Regions from separate parts of the Homo sapiens genome. Here region 2 is linked to region 1. Evidence: chromatin loops called from intact Hi-C (ENCODE). Cell type or tissue: adrenal gland. All regions are shown on one strand. Links, peaks and the distances in the headings refer to the core of each region. The heading gives the core; the rest is flanking DNA. Region 1 holds the start of SEMA4C (semaphorin 4C). Region 2 holds the start of ANKRD36 (ankyrin repeat domain 36).

What was found. Hi-C counts contacts between places; a loop is a spot of excess contacts. Peaks named below come from ENCODE experiments on the same cell type or tissue, not always from the same donor. Only the 100,000 strongest peaks of a DNase experiment are listed, where the experiment ranks them.
Region 2: a loop joins it to region 1, with 6 times the contacts of the local background. A loop is called at or near these places in 31 of 110 quality-filtered maps.

The regions. Positions count from the first base shown.
Region 1 is chr2:96,866,192-96,873,313 of GRCh38, reverse strand. It overlaps SEMA4C (semaphorin 4C), which reads left to right and starts at 3,234. Exons shown (of 15, transcript NM_017789.5): 1 at 3,234-3,438; 2 at 5,391-5,536; 3 at 6,883-7,031. The coding sequence starts at 5,428. LOC124908044 (collagen alpha-1(I) chain-like) reads right to left here and starts at 4,940. Exons shown (of 3, transcript XM_047446878.1): 1 at 4,896-4,940; 2 at 4,565-4,729; 3 at 2,191-4,286. The coding sequence starts at 4,940. The coding sequence ends at 3,279. RefSeq lists enhancers at 1-75, 6,645-7,122 and silencers at 2,912-3,201, 3,242-3,341, 3,372-3,441, 3,462-3,561, 3,882-4,041 and 1 more. In adrenal gland, for the core only: a CTCF peak has its summit at 4,209 (motif pointing right); DNase peaks (open chromatin) are centred at 3,203, 3,873 and 4,233; H3K4me3 peaks cover 2,500 bases; H3K27ac peaks cover 2,500 bases.
Region 2 is chr2:97,108,158-97,116,289 of GRCh38, reverse strand. ANKRD36 (ankyrin repeat domain 36) reads right to left here and starts at 3,137. Exons shown (of 76, transcript NM_001354587.1): 1 at 2,354-3,137. The coding sequence starts at 2,550. RefSeq lists enhancers at 2,398-2,627, 3,588-3,687 and silencers at 2,748-2,877, 2,958-3,337. In adrenal gland, for the core only: CTCF peaks have their summits at 3,030, 3,592 and 3,811 (motif pointing right); DNase peaks (open chromatin) are centred at 3,069, 3,559 and 3,768; H3K4me3 peaks cover 1,330 bases; H3K27ac peaks cover 1,249 bases.

The sequences.
Region 1 (7,122 bases), core at 2,690-5,189:
ATGCAGGAAATTGTATCCTCTGCCCACCCACCCACAGAAAGGGCCAGTGCTGGAATGGACAGAATACAGCAGGAAGTGCATGAAGGTGGAAAAGGGGAGGGAGCTGGGAGCTTATCTCCGAGAGCGTTTGGGAGGATAGGCGCGTGGAGTCTGTTAGCTGGAGGCTTCTACATTCCTGGGCCTCCAGAACCCAAACGCCTGCCGCTGCCCTGCCAGTGAAACCAAACCGGTTGCCTTTTGAAACTTTCCACTGAGGCCACCTTGGAGTCAGAGCCAGCGAGCTCAGGTCTCTCCTGGTAACCTTCACACCTAGAGGTGGGGGGATGGGGGAGCAGTATTGAAGGTGAGGAAAAACAGCATGAAATGGAGCATTGTCAGGATAGATGGTGACTCTGTGGAAAAACAGAATCGGGAGTCCCAAGACCTGATTTAAAAATCTGAACTTTCCAGTCTGAGCAATATAGCGAGACCCTGTCCCGTGTATGATGGTGTGCACCTGTAGTCTTGGGAGGCTCACGTGGGAGGACCGCTTGAGCCCAGGAGTCTGAGGTTACATTGAGCCATGACTGTGCCATTGCACTCCAGACTGGGCAACAGAGTAAGACCCCGTTTCTAAAAAAGAAATTCTGACCTTTTTATCTCCATGACTTGGGGCTAGTTGTTTAATCTTTTTTAATTATCTCCATGACTTGGGGCTAGTTGTTTAATCTTTTTTAATTATCTCCATGACTTGGGGCTAGTTGTTTAATCTTTTTGACTCATCTCCAAAAGGGGAGCAACAATACTTATTTTTTTAATTTTGTCGAGGCAGGGTCTCGCTCTACAGGCTGGAGTGCAATGGCACAATCACAGCTCACTGCAGCCTCAACCTCCTGGGCTCAAGCGACCCTCCCACTCCAGCCTCCTGAGTAGCTGGGACTTACAGATGCATGCCACCACGCCCCCGCTAGTTTGGTTTGTTTGTTTGTTTGTTTGTTTGTTTTTGAGACAGAGTCTCCTTCTGTTGCCCAGGCTTGAGTGCAGTGGAGTGATCTTGGCTCACTACAAGCTCTGCCTCCTGGGTTCACGCCATTCTCCTGTCTCAGCCTCCCGAGTAGCTGGGACTACAGGCGCCCGCCACCACGCCTGGCTAATTTTTCTGTATTTTTAGTAAAGACAGGGTTTCACCATGTTAGCCAGGATGATCTGGATCTCCTGATCTCGTGATCCGCCTGCCTCAGCCTCCCAAAGTGCTGGGATTACAGGCGTGAGCCACCCCTCCCCGCCACGCCCCGCTAGTTTTTTTTTTTTTTTAATTTGGGGCTGGGCGTAGTGGCTAATCCCAGCACTTTGGGAGGCCTAAGCAGGTGGACCACCTGAGGTCAGGAGTTCGAGCCCAGCCTGACCAAAACGGCGAAGTCCCATCTCTACTAAAAATACAAAAATTAGCTGGGCATGGTGGCGCATGCCTGGTCAACATGGTGAAACCCCGTCTCTACTAAAAATACAAAAATTAGCCAGGTCTGGTGGCAGGCACCTGTAATTCCAGCTACTTGGGAGGCTGAAGCAGGAGAATCACTTGAACCCAGGAGGTGGAGGTTGCAGTGAGCCGAGATCGCGCTATTGCACTCCCGCCTGGGTGACAGAGTGAGACTCTGTCTCAAAAAAAAAATAATAATAATAATTTCTTTTGTAGAGACAGGGTCTCAGTATGTTGCCCTGGCTGGTCTTGAACTCCTGGGGTCAAGTGATCCTCCCATCTCAGCCTCCCAAATTACTTACTTTTTAAAGGGTGGTCATAAGGGTGAAGTAAGAAAATGTACATCAAGACAAGCTGCAAAAATCTAAAGCACAGAACACAAGTGAGGGCACTTGCATCTCAGTTTACCCTCCGCTTGAATAGATACGGGGAATAAACTAAACACGAGGGTGACACACCTTCTCCCACCTTGTCAGCTGAAGCAGGAGGCCTTCCCTGCCCACCCCATGGTCATTATCTCCAGCATCTCCAAGGCCACAGCTTTTTTTCTTTTTCCTAGTGGAAAAGAGCTGGGAAACGTGGCTTTGGCCAGCAAGGGAGAAGGGGCCATTATGTGTACCAGCAAAGACCCGATTGTTACTGAAACCAAACTGGGCTGCTTTTCTCAATTATCTCCACCACTTTTCTGGTCTCCACTTTTCAGATGCCAAGTTTTAACCCAGAACAAAAGCTGCTGTCGGACTGATTTATAATCCAGATCTGCTGACGCAGCCTGAAGTGTTCCTCCCCTCCAGGACTGCACCCTGGCTTAAAGTTACCTCCAAACCTCAGGACGTCAAGCCCCTTCACCTCTGCCTTTTGCCCCTAGCCAGGAGGTAGCATCTGTCTCCAGGTGCCCGTGGGGTGTCCTCCATGAGGACCACCTCTTCTAACCACCTGCCCAGCTCAGAGGACCAGCTGGCAGGAAAGACGCTGCACCGCCCATGAGGCCAGAGCTACAAGTTGCTTCTAGGAGTGGCTGTGGGCGGAGGCTGGTGGTTCTGAAGGTGGCGGTGGTTCTGCAGCGTGGCTCCCCACAGCCCCTTTCATCTGAACAGTAGGGCTCATGCCACTTGTTAATCAGCCTTCCAGTGGCACGAGGAGTCATTTTCTGGGGATAGGCGCTTTGCCCAAAGCGTGAGAAGCAGGAGCAGGCCCTTTCTGTTGATTGAAGGGTCTTCCTGGCTGGTGAAGCCCTTTCCAGACTTGAGGGCAGGGACCAGTGGTCCTCGGGGCCTAGAAAGAGGCAGAATTGGGGGCCAAACGGCAGACCCCTCTGGTCCGCCCCAAAAGACGCCTCGGTTCCCCCAGCGTGCCTCCCCTGGATACTCGCCTCGACGTGGCTCGCCCGCGGTCGTTCCTGCAACTGCACGGTCGGGAGTCCCTCTCCCCAGCCCAGCCCGCCCGGAGTCTTCGGGGGACACTTCAGAAAGATCGGGTGAGTGTGATTCCCCCGTGGCCATACCCGGAGTCCCTCCCCCGCCCCACCTCCCTCCAGGCGCTGTGGCGCAGCCCGCGACTCCGAGCCCCGGGGCTGCTGGACACCCGGAGGGGTTGAGGTCCGGGCACCCAGAGAGGCGGAGGTCCGAGCCCCCGGGCGGAGAGCGGGCGGGTCCACAGGTCGCTGCGGGTCGCAGCCCCCTCCTGAGCGAGCCTTCGCGGCCCGCCCCCGGCCTCCGCTCGACCCCCCCAGCCTGACGTCAAGGGGAAGGGGGCGGAGAGCCGCGGCCGCGCTGGAGAAAGAGCCGGCGCCCGCCGTGGTGGCGCGGGGAGCCCGAGCCTAGGGGCGCGGAGCCGGGCGGGGACGGAGGGGCGGTGGCAGAGAGGCCGCGGAGGGCTGGCGGGCGAGCGCGGGCAGGCGGCGACGCGGGGGCAGGGGTGGACGGCGGTCAGAGCCGAACGCGAGGGCGGCGCCCGGGGACTGGAGCTGCGCGCAATAGGTGAGCGAGGCCGGGCTTGCGTGAGGCTGGAGCCGCGGGGCCCCGGAGCCGCCGCTTTGTCCCTTTGCTTGGGCAGGGGCTGCCGGACGCGGGAGGGACAGGGGCTGGGGCGCGGGGAGCCGCGGCGGCGGAGACGGCTGTACGCGGGGATCCTTCCTGCGACCCCCGCGGCTGCTTCGCAGGGTCTCGGGAGTGGGGCGCACAGCACCTGCAGCCCCGCAGCCCCGGGGCCGGAGGGGCGCGCCAGCGAGGGTTCCTCGCGCGGTCCGGTCCGCGGCCGGGATCCTCGCCAGGCTCCTGGACTGCCCTCGGCGCTCCCACCCCCGATGGAAAGTTTGGGGCGGGCTTGGAGGGAGGCCGATGTTGTGGGATCGGATTTCCCTGCCGCGGCCCCCCGCCCGCCCGCCCATTCCGCTGGGGAGGCGGGTTGTCCCGGAAAGCCAGGCCCCCGGGCCGAGCCGGGCCGCGCCGTCCCCGGCTGGAGCGCTCGCCCTGCAGGGAGGGCCGCGGTCCACGGCTGGCCGCTCGGGGTGGGCGAGGGTGTGGGGTGCCCCGCCTGGATCCCGCACCCCTCCCCCCAACCCCTCCTCCCGGCTGCCCGTTTCCTCGCCCTGGGGGGAGCTGCGGGTGGGAGCACCGCTGCCGGGCGGATCCTCGGAGCACGCCACGGGGTGCGGCCCGATCCTCGGGTAAGGAGCCGAGATGAGGCCGCGGGCGTTTTGGGGGGCTGGTCTGGGGCGCAGCCCCCGCTCTCCCGCGCCGGGGCTCTGGGCCGACAGGGGGCGTCCGCAGGCCGGGCTCGCCACGCTCCCCGCGCCGCCGCTTTGTTTGCGTTCAAATCCCTGGAGCTGGGGGAGGGGAGAACCCGGGGGGACCCGGGACGGGGTCTTGGCGGGGACCCTTTGTTTGGGGGTGAGCAGGTCCCCAGCTTCTGCGTCTCCGCCCCTGGCACGGGAAGGCTGGAGCAGGGGAAGCCAATCCCGCTGGCCCGCCCAGGCCAGGGTCCCTGGGGCGCAGTCCCCGAGTTGGGAAGGTTCGTCAGAGTCGCGGGAGCGCAGCGGGTGCCGGCCGTGCGCGGCGCGTTGCCAGCGGCCCGGGAGGAACCCCCTCGCGTCCCCGCCCCTACCTCCCCCCGTCGCCTGCGCGCGCCGCCGGAGTCCCCGACTCGACCCGAGCTCGGTCCCCCCACCGCCCCTCCGCCAGAGGGCTGGTGTTTCGGAGGAGGCAGTGCGAGGAACAGGATGAGGCCCTGGTCATTTCCACGCCCATCCCACCCACTTCCTGCCTCCCTCTTGGGCAACAAAGGGGCCTCGGGAAGCTGGGCCCCTTCGCTCCCGGCCCTTCTCACACTCCTGCCCTGCTGATGTGGAACGGGGTTTGGGGTTCTGCAGGGCTATTGTCTGCGCTGGGGAAGGGGACAGGCCGGGACCGGGACCTCCGCTCGCAGCCGGCCGCACCAGGTTTCCCCTTTGGGGCTTTCCCGACCGCCTACCCCACCGCATGCCCTCGTCGCCCTAAGGAGTCTTCCTCCCAGAATTAGGTGTTGGCAGGGTCCGGAGCCCCAGTGGCTGCAAGGCCTGCTGCCTGAGGTTCTTTCAAGAAACTCAAACCTCTTAGGCCTGAGTGTGTATGTTGGGCGGGGGTCCCCTTTTTATTTCTCAAATGATTTCCTGTTGCGCAGAGGTAGTGGTGGGTCTGGAGGCCAGGGAGGGCTTCCCGGAGCCTGTTTAGCCTTCAGCCAACTCAACTCCTCCCCGCTTCCCAGGGAGACCTGTGGTCTTTTAGGCAGAGGCCAAGTGTGGGGACTTAGGTCCACCTCCAAAGAGAAGGGGAAGGAGGGCACCGGGGCTCCTGGAAGGCCTGATGAGGAGTCCTGTGGCCTCTCCTGCTGCGGGCCCCTCTGGTTTGCTTTCTCTGGCTGTGATTTCTGACCATGTCTTTTCCCTCAGCAGGACAGCTGGCCTGAAGCTCAGAGCCGGGGCGTGCGCCATGGCCCCACACTGGGCTGTCTGGCTGCTGGCAGCAAGGCTGTGGGGCCTGGGCATTGGGGCTGAGGTGTGGTGGAACCTTGTGCCGCGTAAGACAGTGTCTTCTGGGGGTGAGTGCCTGGAGGGGTGAGGAGGAAGTCAGGGACAGGCTGCTGAGGAGTTGCCCCCATAGTGTGCTGGCTTTATTCTCACGTGTGTGGCACAGCTTTCTAAGAAACTCGAGTTGGAAGAACGGGCAGTGTGGGTTGGGACCTGGGATTAGCCTCCTCTGGGGGAGCTCTGTCCAACTCCCCACCCCAGACTGCCTGCCCAGGTGTGGGAGGGGGAGAGCCTTCTGCCTCGCCCTCTCCACGCCTCGCTTCTTGAATTGTCACTGGCGCTGGGAGCCTAAAGAGAAACTGGAACCGGGATAAATATAAACTGGAGGCTCTCTCCCCTGGCTCCCCAGGCCCCCCTAAGACCTCCTACTGCCCTGTACACATCATACACTCTGGTGGCCCTGGAAGTGTGTGTGTATGTGCACATGCTCGCATGGTTGCCGGGGCACAGCGGGGACCCAGCAGTGCTCCCTGTGCACACACCCGTGTGAAAGGTGATGTCAGGTGTTTGTATCAGCCGTGCGCTCTGGGGACCTGGGATGAGCTCACCTCCCACAGGCTCCACTCGGGTGCCAGTGAAGCCCTGCCATGCCGGTCTGTGTCTGGATCCATTGTTGCCTGCAAAGACTAAGGCTGGTTTGGGGGGACCCTGAGGACAGGTCGGCAGCCATATTTGGCAGCTGATGTAGGAATCACGTGACTGTATAAATGTCGTAGTGCCCTGCATGCCGGGTGGCAGCAAGACTTCCCAGGCCCCAGCCCCATCTCCGCTCTCTGAGCCTCTGGTTTCTCCGGACCTCCCTGGCCTGGCTCACAGCCCAGCTCCCCTCCTGCCATCCCCACCTGTCCTAGTGGCCTGCTGTGCTCGCATCTCTGGCAGCCTGGATTGGGGTCCTGCTGGAGTGAAGGGTTTCCTGAGGCAGGGAGTACTCATAGCCGTCTGTGCCTCCTGCTCTGCTGGACTCTGATAGAGGCAGTGGGCAGCAGGGCAAAGAAGGAAGCAGCCGCCGAGGAAGCGAAGGTGGGGTGGGGGTGCCCAGCCCTGCGGCCGGAGGTGCCATTGACCCTGAGAGCAAGAGCCATCAGTCTGATGGCTTCCTCTGGCCGGAAGCTGTGGCTGAGATATCCTTCCTTCCTCCCAGCAGCCTGGATTTGCCTCCTCCCAGGCTGGGAAAGGCTAGGGAGGCCCAGGTGGGGCTGTCAGGGCCAAAGGCTGTTTCAAAAGTGTCCTTTATTGCCAATCAGGGGGTTTGGCTGGCATCTGCTTGTGGCATGGGGTGCTGGCTCTCGTGGAGCAAGACTGAGGGCTGTCGAGCCCCAGGGGTCCTGCCCATCAGCAGCCATGCTTACCCCTGCAGAGCTGGCCACGGTAGTACGGCGGTTCTCCCAGACCGGCATCCAGGACTTCCTGACACTGACGCTGACGGAGCCCACTGGGCTTCTGTACGTGGGCGCCCGAGAGGCCCTGTTTGCCTTCAGCATGGAGGCCCTGGAGCTGCAAGGAGCGGTGAGAGGTGGGGCAGTGGGAGGCAGTCGGGCCTGCCAGAGGGCAAGGCCCAGAGGGGCTGTGCTTGGCTAGGTGGTCCCTCAGCCTGGCT
Region 2 (8,132 bases), core at 2,559-5,058, 240 kb before region 1:
ATAAACAAACAAACAAAGACATAAATAATAAAATAAAATAGAAACTGAGAATTATTTTTTCTTTGCAAGATTTATATTTCTTCTTTTTCCAAGGATAATTTCATTAATAAAAAACATTTACTAGAAGTTTTAAACATACTGATCATTTATACATCACAGATAAGAGAAAATATCACAATACACCTGCCAGAAAAGAAGAAATGTTACATTTTGTACACATATTTGGCTTACAAACACCATAGATTGTTTGTGTGTATGTATAATCAAACCAACTTTTTTTCAGAGTACATCTTCACACCTCAACATACATCTGTATCTACTGACATCTGCAAAGGTCCCATATTGTCCCATCCTATGGATGCACTGAAATTTATTGATAAATTTATAAAATTTATAAAATCCATTATAAGGGGTTTTCCAAATACATTGCTATTTTAAGCAGTGCTGAGAAAAACAAATTGCATGTATCTCTATTTCCTAGAGATATTTTAGTATAATGGAATTGATGGGTGAAGGGCACATACATTTTTACAGTGTGATACTTACCAAAAAATTGTCTATTTGAAAAGTCATCAGAAATGTAAACTTTCAACAGCAGTATATGTACTGCTACCCTTTACCCTCACAAACTTGTGATAGAAAATAGTATTTCATTCCTTTTTTAACTTAAATACCTTCTCCTCCCAGGAACACTAAATATTTTTTCCCATGTGCATAGGTTGCTTGAACATCTGAAAAATAAATGCTTTGCTCTATTTTAAATGAGAGTTCTTGTTTATTTGAAGAATTCTCTGTAAAATGAAAATCACTTTTTTATCTAATATGTATATACACATATTGTCTTTTGTTAATTTTTTCTTATAAACTGGATTTTTTTTATTTTGCTAAATCGACCTTCAGAATGTGTGCTTGTGATATTTGTAGGAATATAAACATGCATCAATATAAGTAGGCATTTGTGTTTTTTTCTGTTATCTTTCTTATTTTGTGCATTTAAAATTTTTAATCTACATTCCATAACGAATTTATTTCTGTGACATAAAAATCTAGCCAGATTTCTCCAAATAGTTAGCAGGCACTTCATTTATGAGTAATTCATCTTTTCCTACTAATATGAAATGTCACCATTATCCAATTCTATTAGATTGGTGCAAAGGCAATTGCGGCTTTCGCCATTACTTGTAATTGCGGCAAAAACCGCAATTGCTTTTGCACCAACCTAATAAATTCTTACACATATTGGTGTGTTCCTGGATTTTCTAACCTGTTCCATTCACTGATTTGTTGTTTCAGCTGTTAGTAAATAACTTGTGGAAATTAACAGCACATTTTCATATCTAGAAAGGCAAGTCTTTTTTGACTCCATTTCAAAAGTTTTCTTGATGTCGTCACAATAGTAAAAGACAGCATGAGTAATTCAAAAATGTTAACACTTTGATAACTTTATTTGGATTATGTAAAATTTATAAACACAGAAAGAGCTCAGAACTTTAGAAAAATGTGTCTTTCTATTCAAGAACACAGACCATCTTCCCACTTCAAAGTTTCCCTCTAAGGTCCCTCAGTGAAAACCAAATTGACATAGGTGTCCATTGATATCAAATAAATATTGGATTTTTATCCAAAGAATTTTTAGCCAGGAAGTTGATATATTATGGAAATGATTTCTCTCATTATGCACCTTTCCATAATGTATGTAACATTATGCTTTAAAATGTGCACGTTAAAAATAAAACGCTGTACATGCTGAATTTTATTAGTGAAATCACTTTAAAATGATTTATAAAGAAGCAGCATGGTGAGTGATTGGAAACCAGCTGAAGTTTTGTTTTTGTTTTGCTGCTTGTGAAAATGACCTGGGTGCTCGCCCCCGCCAAGGTTTCCACATCCCAGGTGCGGCTGAGCCTGCCAGGAAAGAAAGTCCAGCCCCTTTGGTGACAGGACTCGCCCCCCTCACCTCTGCACCCCTTTCCCCCACCCCATTCACCCCCACCCCTCACCCCCACCTCCAGTCCTCTATCCCATTGAACCCTCACCCCATCTCCCCACCCCACACCGTCCACGCCCCTACCCCCCAAGCCTTCATTCCGTCCACCTCAGCCCATTCACGCCCCCACCCCATGCACCCCCTACTCCCCACTCCCATCCCCCAACTCACTCCACACCCCGCCACCCCATATACCGCCACTCCCCAGGCCCCGCTCCACTCACTCCCACCCCAGCCGGGCACCCCCTAGCCCCCGTCCAAACCCCGAGCCCCGGACCATCCGCCCCGCAGCCCTCAGCCTGGAAAGGGGTACTTCTCCACATCCACAGGCCTCCTCCCGCAGCCCCGGCTCCCGGCCCCCATTACCTTTCCTTCCTGTCTCTCTTATTGGCGTCATAATACGTGAGCAGAAGGTACTTCAGTTTCTCTAGATTACCATGTAAGACAGCTCTGTGGATCCTCTTCAGATGATACGGTTTAATGGGGTATTGGGGAAATGCGAAGCCATCCGAGCACAAGCGCTCCATGAGGGTGGGCCACCTCTCCCGCTTGCCGTCTTCCATAATCGTCGGCTGCAAATTGTAGCCTGCAGCCGTATTTCAGCTCGCCTTCGGGGATCGCCGCCTCCGAAGAGCAACAACGAGCAAAGCAGTCTGTCCACGGACCTCCGCACAGACTCTCAGCGCCTCCCGCCTCTCAGCAGAAACGCCCAACAGAAGGGTTAGAACCAGCGAGCACGCGCACCTTAGCCGGCCCTGCCCAACAGGCCCGAGGCAGAGAAACCGCCCTAGCAGCTCTCGCGCGCCCAGTGCAGGCGGCGGTTGCTGCGGAGGTGCCGCGGGAGGGCGGGGCTCCCTGGAGCGCGAGGCGCGCCCTGCCCCAGGGCCTGTTTAACTGTCGCCCGCGCGCTCTTCTCTTCCACAGGCTCCCGACGCTCGGAGTCCCCCGCGCTGGGCCCTCTGCAGCCCAGGGATGGGGTTGAGTGGTGCTTCTCCGCCTGGTGCCACCGCTGGGCCCACAGCCCCACTTCGCCACTGCGTCGCCCCCGGGGTCCGCGCTGATGGGTGCGAGGCGGGAGGACGGGATCCGGGGTTGCCACAGCTGCAGCCAGCGCACCACTTGTAGGCGGCACTGCAGCTCGGGCTCCGGCGGGGGCTGGCGGGGCTCCCGTGGGATGGCCTCCTGGGCCCTGAGTGCGCCCCCATCCGGCCGGAGGGTGCGCGCCTCCTGCACCCCCGGCGGAAGCCCATGCCCGGCGCTCCTGCCGCAGACTGCCTGACTTGCCGCGGCCAGGCTGGCCCCGGGGTCCGCGCGGCTGGAGGCGCAGGCCTGGTCGGGGATTCCCAATCCTCGGGGACCCCTGCTCCATGTGCTGGTGGCGGCTGCAGCTGCAGCGCCCGTGGGCTGACGTGGCTTCCCGGAGCTGCGGCCGGCCGCGCCCAAGGGCCCCACAGGCTGCGCTGCCCTTGCCAGCTGCTCCTGACCCGCGCCCAGAGCGCAGGACCTGACGCTTGGCACTCTGCAGCCACGGGGATGAGGCTGAGCGCCTGTTTTCGGCCTCGTGGCGCCGCTGGGGCCACAGCCTGACTTCACCACCCTGTCGCCCGAGTCCTGTGATGGGCAGGTGTGAGGAGGGGCAATCGGGGTTCCCAAGGCTGCTGCCTGCATGCCACTCCGTGAGGAAGTTGAAATACGTGATCTCTAAGATTCCTCCCAGTTCTTCACCTCATGAGACAAATATAAATCAAGTAACATTCGCTATTGTGATTAGAAAAGCTGCATTTACACACGTTAGCCACTAGATGGGGACGTGCGATTGTTACAATGCTGAAGGTTTCCCGTATTTCTTTATTTTTTATTTGGCCGCTAGAGGGCACGCCTGCACTGCACTTAAAGCTGACTATTAAGGAAAGACAAAGGAATTCTTGGATTTTTCCATTTTCCTCATCACCTGTGCTTATCAGAGAATTCCAGGGGCAAGCTACCCTTTCCAATTCATCACTAATTTATAAACAAAATTCTAAGGAGTAAGGAATGCTTCTTACTTACTTCCTATAACATATTTAAGAATGAACGCTCAAAATAAAAGTAATTTATTTAAAACGTGTTGAGTAATTATAACTGCAAAATTTTTGCTCATGTTTTTCATATGCTGTTCATTTGCAAATTATTAGAAATCTACATATTCTGTTCATCTCAGCATTATTTATAACAGGGAAAAATTAGACACTAGCCAAAAATCTAAAAACAGGGAACAGTAAGGAAAAAACAAATGGTTCTTTTAATCATCATCACTAAAAGTGCTTGTGACTTAAAATAATGACATAAAAGATGCTTCTACGTTGTTGAGTAAAACATCAAGATAAATTTAAAATTCTATTTCAAGCTTAACTATATTCATTTAAAAAGAGAAAAATTTTAGAGGGTTTATCTTGTTGGATTATCAGATGTTATTTTTCTCTTTTTAATGCCATATACTTTTCAAATTTTCAGTGGGCTGGTATTACTTTTGTATTTAAAAAAGAAAAATATAAGGAAAAAGAAACCTGTCACACACTTTTTAGTGGATTTTACTGATCAGTCATCTCTGTATTTCTGGCATCAGCAAACTGAGCCAGAAACTCAGTGCCTCCCATTTCTTTCTTTTTTTTTTTTTTTTTAGACGGAGTCTTGCTCTGTCGCCCAGGCTAGAGTTCAGTGGCTCAAACTTGGCTCGCTGCAACCTCTGCCTCCCAGGTTCAAGTGATTCTTCTGCCTCAGCCTCCCAATTAGCTGGGATGACAGGTGCCCACCACCGCACCCGGCTAATTTTTCTATTTTAGTAGAAACAGGGTTTCACCATCTTGACCAGGCTGGTCTCGACTCCTGACCTTGTGATCCACTGGCCTCGGCCTCCCAAAGTGCTGGGATTAACAGACCTGAGCCACCGCGCCAGGCCAAGTGCCTCCCATTTCTTGTATTTACCTTTAAAACTCCTGCAATGAAGGACTCCCTCCTCCCTCATCTAACCTATTATGTGTGTGGTGAGTTCTGACTATGATATCATTCCTGATGTGAAACCGAAGTCTCTCTCTTCTAAGTCCATCCATTGGTTCAGTTCTGTCTTCTGACAGAGTCCACGCCAGACTTCACATTTCTCCCAATCGTCTTTGTCCTACAAGGGCTTTCTATTCTTCAAGCTAAAGAGATACCAGTGATTCCATTCGTTCATTCAGTTAACGTTTAGGGGCCACATCTTGTGCTATGTCCTGAGATTTGCCAATGAGCAGAGCTCAGAGTATTGAAAAGACAAACACATACACCAGGCATTTTACTATGCTGTGTTGTGTGCATGACAGGAGCACACAGGGCATCCAGGCACCAGTGAGAAGGGCCATTCACCAGACTTGAGAGGTCAGCAAGGGTGCTCTGAGGAAACACCTTCTAAACTGAGAGCTGGAAAGAGTGAGACAGGAAAGCAGTAAGAGGTAGCGTTCTGAGGAGGAAATCTCCGAGGTGGGACAGGGATGCGTGTGGAGAGAATGCCCTTCCCATCCCCACTCTTCATGAAGTCTCTACTCTGTCAGGGTCTCTCTGCCCTGTGAGCTGCTTGAGGACAAAGACTGTTTTATAAAAATTTTTATTTCCTCCCTCTGTCTTCCTTAAACACCTAGCCCAGTGCCTGGAACATAAGAAGCCATAATGAATTTTTGTTAGATGAGTGAAGAGTGCTGAGTAGAGCAGAAATGTCACATGCCTCAGTTTAAATATGGGTCATCAGTTTTCTTTCTTTTTTAACATAGAAGTCAAGACTTGATGATCTCTTACAGCTTCGAGATGCTATTAAAGATATAATCATCCTCATGTATTTGAGCTTTGTTTTCACCCATTATGTTATGACTGCTGTCCATTGTTCCATGACACAATTCTCCATCTTTCCTCATTTTCTTCCATTTCAATTAACTCATTTATTTACATGTGGGAATGGAACATACAACGTAAAATCCACAAGTAAGACTTCCCAGATCCTCAGCTTCTTTCTCTGGCATTAGCCACTGTTTCTACTTTCATGAGCATCTGCTATGGTTTGAATGTATCCCCTCCAGAAATCAAATATTACAAATGTGATAGTATTAAGAGGTGGGGACTTTTGGAGGTGATTAGGCTATGAGGGCTCTGCCTTCATGAATAGGATTAAATATGCTTAGAAAAAGGAATGATGGAGGAAGTTAGACTCCTTTTGCCCTTCAGTCTCCTGCCATGTGAGGACACAGCACTCCTCCTCTCTGGAAGATGCAGCCTTCAAGGCGACATCTTGGAAACAGAGACCAGACACTCACCTGACAATGAATCTAATGGCCCCTGGATTTTGGACTTCCCAGCCTCCAGAACTGTGAAAAAACCAAATTTCTGTTGTTTATAAATTACTCAGTCTATGGTATTCTCTCATAGCAGCCCAAAACAGACAAGACTGTAGGAAATCAATTTGTATTCAGCACATCAACAAAATTCTTTACAAATGGGACTCCCCCCAATAGGTGGGTGTCACTAAAGAGAGGTGCCCATAAGCATGAGACAATGACCACGTGGCATGAGCAACGAACTACGATGAATGAGCACGTTACCACCACTAAAGACAAAACTTACATGACTAGATGACAACAAAATAATTTCTTATAATGAATTTCTCATTGTATTTTTTCTTAACCTTCCCTCCATTTAGTCAGGAATCTGGCTCTGACTCACACCTGAAGGACAGACAAGGACTTTTGTTTCCAAAAGCATAAACTGAAAGGAGAACTCGCAGAGTCTACAGAAAAGAGAAAAGACATTTGTCAACAGGGAGTGTTTATCTTTTTTAACTGGAGGGAGAGAGCAGGGATGAGGAGAGGAGATGCCTTCGGTATTGGAAAAAAACAATATTGTAGAGTTTTCCATCCCGGTACTAACAAAATTATAAAGGCCAATAAGAAATAACTGATAGCAATAAAACAAGGAAAGGGGCATAGCCTAATACAGTAAAGAAACTGGTGACTCAAAGAGAGAAAGGAAAAGAACATTCTGGAGCAAAATAGAGAGGGTCAGCATTTAGCTCCTAAGTTCCTCTTCCATCCTCCAGCCCCACCCTCCACATCCACCTCCAAATCCGGTGATTTTGAGCATAGTGAAGCACACTGACACTGAAGGGTGTCCTTATACGATCCTTCACTTGCTGGTGACTGGTGGAAACAGATGCTGGGGAGAAACAGGAGAAACAAGGTGGAGGGACATCAGGGTGCACTTCCTCTAAGAGAAGTCAAGGCTACACATGGAATGAGGAAAGCAAACCAATGCCCAGGGGAGTCCTCATGGTACTGAAACAGGAAGAGCCATCTGTTGCCCAAGCATTCTAACCAATGCTCAGAGCCCTCAGCCGCCCTTTCCCTCTACTGTCTCCTCATTCCCTTGGGCTACCAGGAAAAGTGGAGATGTTAATGGGCTCCAATCAAAGGCCACCATGAACACATCTGTAGTTGAAGAAGTGAGTTATTACTGGTTAAGTGAGGGAGAATACAAACTACAGGGAACAGTGGGGTGTCTCACTAAGAGGACATCAGAAAGGACTTAGAGGATTTGGGGTTGTGTTAGGCAATAATCTGGGAGAAGGGTTTAAGGAAATGGGGCTTTGTTCTGAATTGGGTGTTGTCAGGAAGTGGGGGTAATTCTAGCATAGCAGGGTATCTTAATAAATCTTATGTAGAAAGATGTAAACCTGTATTAAAGCCTTAATGGGTTAAGGCTATAATTGGTAAAGAACGTTAAAGCTGTAGTTGGTGAAGAAACAGTAGTTACTCTTCTTAGCTAGAATAGAGACATTGGTCATTTGTGTGATATGAACAATGCTCATGCTTTGCTCATGCTCAGACATGATTATGAAGAGGTCTTGTTTTTGTCTTAAGTATTGGCACAAAATGATATGGTATGAAGCAGATGTTCTATGGAATTGTTTATGCTCACAAGAGAACATCAACATCCATCTGTGGGTGCCAGGCAGCTCACAGCATCGCCAACTCCCGGCAGATAGGACCAGGTCAACTCCTGGCTGCCAGACACACCTCTTCTCTTTCTCAGAGGAACACAAAATACCCAATGCTCATTCTGTAGCTCAACAGGAAAACACATTCTC